2 separate regions of the Homo sapiens genome follow, and region 2 is linked to region 1. Evidence: chromatin loops called from intact Hi-C (ENCODE). Cell type or tissue: breast epithelium. All regions are shown on one strand.

What was found. Hi-C counts contacts between places; a loop is a spot of excess contacts. Peaks named below come from ENCODE experiments on the same cell type or tissue, not always from the same donor. Only the 100,000 strongest peaks of a DNase experiment are listed, where the experiment ranks them.
Region 2: a loop joins it to region 1, with 7 times the contacts of the local background. A loop is called at or near these places in 1 of 110 quality-filtered maps.

Annotation. Positions count from the first base shown.
Region 1 is chr12:108,231,397-108,233,896 of GRCh38, forward strand. It overlaps WSCD2 (WSC domain containing 2), which reads left to right. Exons shown (of 9, transcript NM_014653.4): 7 at 1,335-1,499. The region is part of intron 2 of LOC124903077 (a long non-coding RNA gene); the gene reads right to left. Among named protein-coding and RNA genes, the nearest start is that of WSCD2, 100 kb to the left of the region's middle. In breast epithelium, no CTCF peak of the experiment used is centred here; a DNase peak (open chromatin) is centred at 1,355.
Region 2 is chr12:108,351,322-108,353,821 of GRCh38, forward strand. No RefSeq gene overlaps it. Among named protein-coding and RNA genes, the nearest start is that of CMKLR1, 13 kb to the left of the region's middle. In breast epithelium, no CTCF peak of the experiment used is centred here; no DNase peak of the experiment used is centred here.

The DNA.
Region 1 (2,500 bases):
GCAGTGGGAGGTGCTGGGGCTTGCATTTTCTGTTAACTCTGATGGTAATGGCATTCTGCAGGCTCTGAAAAGCCAGAGAATCAAAAATATCCAAATGGTACTCACCACATCCCAACCCATTTTACAGATGAGGAAACTGAGGGCTAGAGAAAAATAATATCTATGCCTTTTGAGCACTTTAGAGTATTAGCATATTACATGCTTTGTTTCATTCAATCCTTACAAGAGCCCTACAAAATAGATATTATTGTTATCCACCCAGTCACCATTCTACCCATTCATGCATCCGTCCAAGAAGCAGTTATTAAGTACCTGCTGTATACCAGATATTGTGGAAACTTTTGGTGAATCAGCAAAACACAATATGGGCAGGGTTTCTGACCACACGACTAATTGCATGCATAATTATCTGAATTGCAATTGTGATCAACAATATGAAGGAGATGGATATAGTAATGCACTAATGATAGCCCAGGGAGTCAGGAAAAGAGGAGAGACAGGAAGGGAGGAAGGAAAGAGGGAAGGAAGAAGGAAGGAAGGAAGGACAGACGGATAGACAGTGGGACCCATTCAACTGAGAGCTGAAGAACAAAAAGCAAAGGCAGGTAGGAGGCAATGGAGAGGGAACAGCATGCATGAAGGCACTATGTCAGGACACAGCAAAGCACAGGAGAGGAAGTACAGAGAGACCAGGTGGCTGGCATGTGGTGGAGTGGATTAGAATGAGCCTGTGAGTTTGCAAAGGCCAACCATGTGGGCTTGGAGGCCAAGATAAGAACCCTGGACTGCATCCTATACTCAAAAGGCATAGATATTATTTTTCTCTAGCCCTCAGTTTTCTCATCTGTAAAATGGGTTGGGAGGTGGTGAGTACCATTTGGATATTCCTGATTCTCTGGCTTTTCAGAGCCCGCAAAATACAAGAATAACAAAAAATACACGACGGATGCCATTGACGGTTTCGATCTGGAGGAAAGGGTAGGGGTGAATGGGAAAGACTTGCTCTGCTGGGGGGAAACTGGGGCTGGAGAGAAGATTCACCCTCCTAGCTGACTTCTATTGGATCCCTACTATGGGCTAAGCACTGTGCTTATCCCTTTCCATCATTATCCCATTTAACACTCACCTCAACTCTATGAGGGAGGAACCATCTCCCTCATTTTACAGATGGGAAAGCTGAGGCCCAAGGAAGCTTTCCCATGACCCACGCAAGTGTCCTGTGCCCTTGATCACCTGGCTGAGAAGTGGCAGGGGTGTGACTCATACCCTGGCCCTTTCAGACAGGCTCCATCTGCCCCTGGTGTTGACCTCTGTCCATGCTCCGCCCTTTTCAGACAACCGTTGCATGGACAGAAGGTTCCTGCCAGGCAAGTCCAAGCAGCTCATTGCTTTGGCCAGCTTCCCAGGTGCTGGCAACACGTGGGCTCGCCACCTCATTGAATTGGCCACAGGCTTCTACACTGGCAGCTACTACTTCGATGGCTCCCTCTACAACAAAGGTGAGGAGATGGCAGGGAGGGCAGGGCAAGAGGTTCCCTGGGCTTGGGAAGGTCCCCACTTGGAGGGTATGGGAATACTCCTCCTTGAGTATCTACTGTGTGCCACTCAGCTCTCCCAGGCACACTTTTTGAGACTCACTGCATGCTTGGTACCCCCCCACCTTCCTTTATGCCCCACAAACATTTCTTAAGTCATGTCCTGGATACTCCACTAGCATCCATTCAATAATTGACATTTGTCAAGTACTTATCCTATGCCTGGTACCTTTCCTCCATTTAGGTTACAACAAACATTTCTTACACACCTACTGTGTGCTGGTACCTCATTACAGATGTTTACTGACCAGCAACTCTTTGATGTAATAGAGGTACAAGAACTAAGTTCACTTTGGGGACATTTATTGAGCACCTACTATTCACCAGGTGTCCTCTCCACATTTAAGTCGACAATATTCGCTATGCAGGGTGCTCTATTTTCATTCCATTCACAGATGTTTACTGAGCACCGGAATGTTCTGGATGCACTTCCTAAGTTAGGTGTCCCAACATGCATTTGTGGAGCACCAACTGTGTGTGAGGCACCTCATGTAGGTTGAGATTGCCAAAGATGTTCTCTTGGCACCTAGTAGGTGGCCAGGTGCTGTATTCTTATTTAACCCTGCATAGAAACCCTGTGAGGTAGGATGATGATGTTCTTTCCCAGAAATGAAAACTGAGGCTTGGAGAGGAGAAATAACTTGCCCAAAGTCACACAATTTTTTTTTTCAACAAGCTGATTGGGGATTGCATTCTAGTGTTTCCCAGTTTCAAAGCCCACATCTTTATTACTCTATCACACAGGTAAGAAATTCCTGGGTTTCTTACTGAGGAACAAGAAATCATGGATGAAATGCCCCTTGGGCATGAAGCCCTCTCCTGGGCATGGTGGGAGACATCAGGGAAGCAAGGCCTCCTCCTGTGGGAGACTTTGCATCTACATGTGGAGCAGCCCTTGGCCATGG
Region 2 (2,500 bases), 120 kb after region 1:
CCTCCTCCATTTTCCCAGGCTTACCTGTTCTCGGACAGTCCCACTCCAAGACACCCAGGGTTCATAAATAAGGTTTTGTTTTGTGCTCCTTTAGTGCCTGCTCTGCAGCAGCTGGCTGCCTCCTGGTCCATACATTTCCACATTCCTTTTGTGTGATGTTGAGGAGAGAGAAAGGAAATGGGAGCCCCAAGAAGTTACCTAGCATTCAGCAAAAGAAACCTGTGAATCACACACGCCAAAAAGATGTCACTCGCCCCAGAAATCACTCACCCCAGAAAGATTCCTATATCTGCTCAGATGCATTCCTTCAGGACGCAGGTGAGAGAATCTCCTCTTTCTCCTTGGTTTAATAGGATTTTGGTTGTGTGATGTAGAAAACACCACAAAGTGTCACCACAGACCTTCCAGATGTTGAAGATGTTTGTGGCTACACTCGTTGGCTTTGTTGCACACCCACAGATGTCCCCCCTTGGTTTCCACCAGTCTAGGTGTATTTGTTCCTAAACCCTTAATTGGGCCCTGATGTCATCTAAAAGACCAGGCTGGACTCAGTCACCTGCAACACCCGTCTTCATTGGAGGTTCCCAAGGCTGGTGTGATCCAGGCATGCTGACACCACAAGGGCCCCACTGCCTGCATGCCTCTCTCCTGCTCATTTCATCCTTGATTCTTCCTGGCCCGCTGTTTTTGTCTTTTCTTTCTTTCTTTGTATTTATTTATTTATTTTACTTTTTTAAAAAATCAGATTCATTTTTTTAGACACGGAGTCTGGCCATGTTGCCCAGGTTGGTCCCAAACTCCTGGTCTTAAGCGATCCTTCCACTTCAGCCTCCCAAAGCACTGGGATGACAGGCATGAGCCACTGTGCCCAGCCCTGGCACACCGTGGATGAGAGCCAGAGCTCAGATGATCTCAGGAGATCCATCAACTATTTCTGAGAGAGCCTAGGTCAGGTGTGAACAGGAGTCCATCCCCAGATTGCAGGCTTCATGAGGGCAGGGAGCATGCCTGTAGAGCTGCCTGCTGAAGCTGCAGCACCCCAAATATCCCATGCATACAGCCTAGGCACCCATGTTCAAATACCAAAGCCCACAAATCCTGCAGTAGGAGGAAGAAAATCTTTGATTAGGAATCAAACTTCAAGGTGTTTTATAATAATAATGACACAAATAAGACACCATATTTTTTGTTCATTTATTGGAATACAACAATGATTCTGAACCTGGAAATCTTCGTATGACCTTCAAGAAGACTCCCTAATAAATCTATTGATCATCTTCAAGGAGGCCATAAACACATAAAATTATGCACATATGTCTGTGTGGGCATGAGCTTTTCTGGGGAGGAGGTCCAAAATTTTCATCAGATTCTCAAAAGGATCCCAGAACCTCTAGTGGTTATAAGCATAAAACCACAAGTCTGATTCATATTCATGTACCTAGTTCCTGGCACTGTGGCTGGCACATGACAGGTGCTCACAGAATGTTTGCTGAATCAATGAATCAATCAACTGATGACAGCTGAAAGCAGCAAACTGCCTGATAGGAGATTTCCTGGATGGTCAAACCTCACTAATCCAGAATTTTAGGCAACTTGAATGAACTCTTGTCAGAATATCTTTTGTCACTAGGGAAAAAAAGAGATAAACTAATGGTGCAAACAAGAATGAGTGGTGACTGATGCTGAAGGGTGCCTACTTGTCAGTAAGCGTTTGCAGAATTGCCATTTAGTGCCCTGTTTGTTGAAGCAGGCTCCCCAAGGAACTTTATAAAGTTTGGGGAGAATGTGATGAAATCAGAACCCTCATACTCTACTAGAGGGAATGCAAAATTGTGCAGCCACCTTGAAAAACAGTATGGTAGTTCCTTAGAAAAACCAAAGAGTTACCTTATGACCCAGCAATTCCATTCCTGGGGAAAATTAAACTATATATCCACACAAAACCTTGTACACCAATGTTCATAGCAGCATCATTCATAATAGCCAAAAAGTAGAAACAACCCAAATGTCTATCAACTAATGAAAGGATAAACAAAATGTGCTATATGCACACAATGGAATTTATTCCAACATAATAGGACTGAAGTACTGATCCTTGCTACAACACGGATGAACCTTGAAAATATTACATTAAATGAAGGAAGCCAGACACAAAAGGCCACACGTTTAATGATTCCATTTCTATGAAATGTCAGGAACAGGCAAGTTTATAGAGACAGAAAGTAGATCAGTGGTTGCCTTGGACTGTGGGAGGGAGATTGGAGAGAAATGGGGAGTGGCTGCAATGCATACAGGTTTTTTTCTTCTTCTTCTTTAGAGACAGGGTCTTGCTCTGTCACCCAGGCTGGAGTGCAGTGGTGCTGTCTTGGCTCACGGCAACCTCTGCCTCCTGGATTCAAGTGATTCTCCTGTCTCAGCCTCCTGAGTAGCTGGGATTACAGGCATGCACCAACATGCCCAGTTAATTTTTTATGGATTTTTAGTAGAGCTAGAGTTTTAC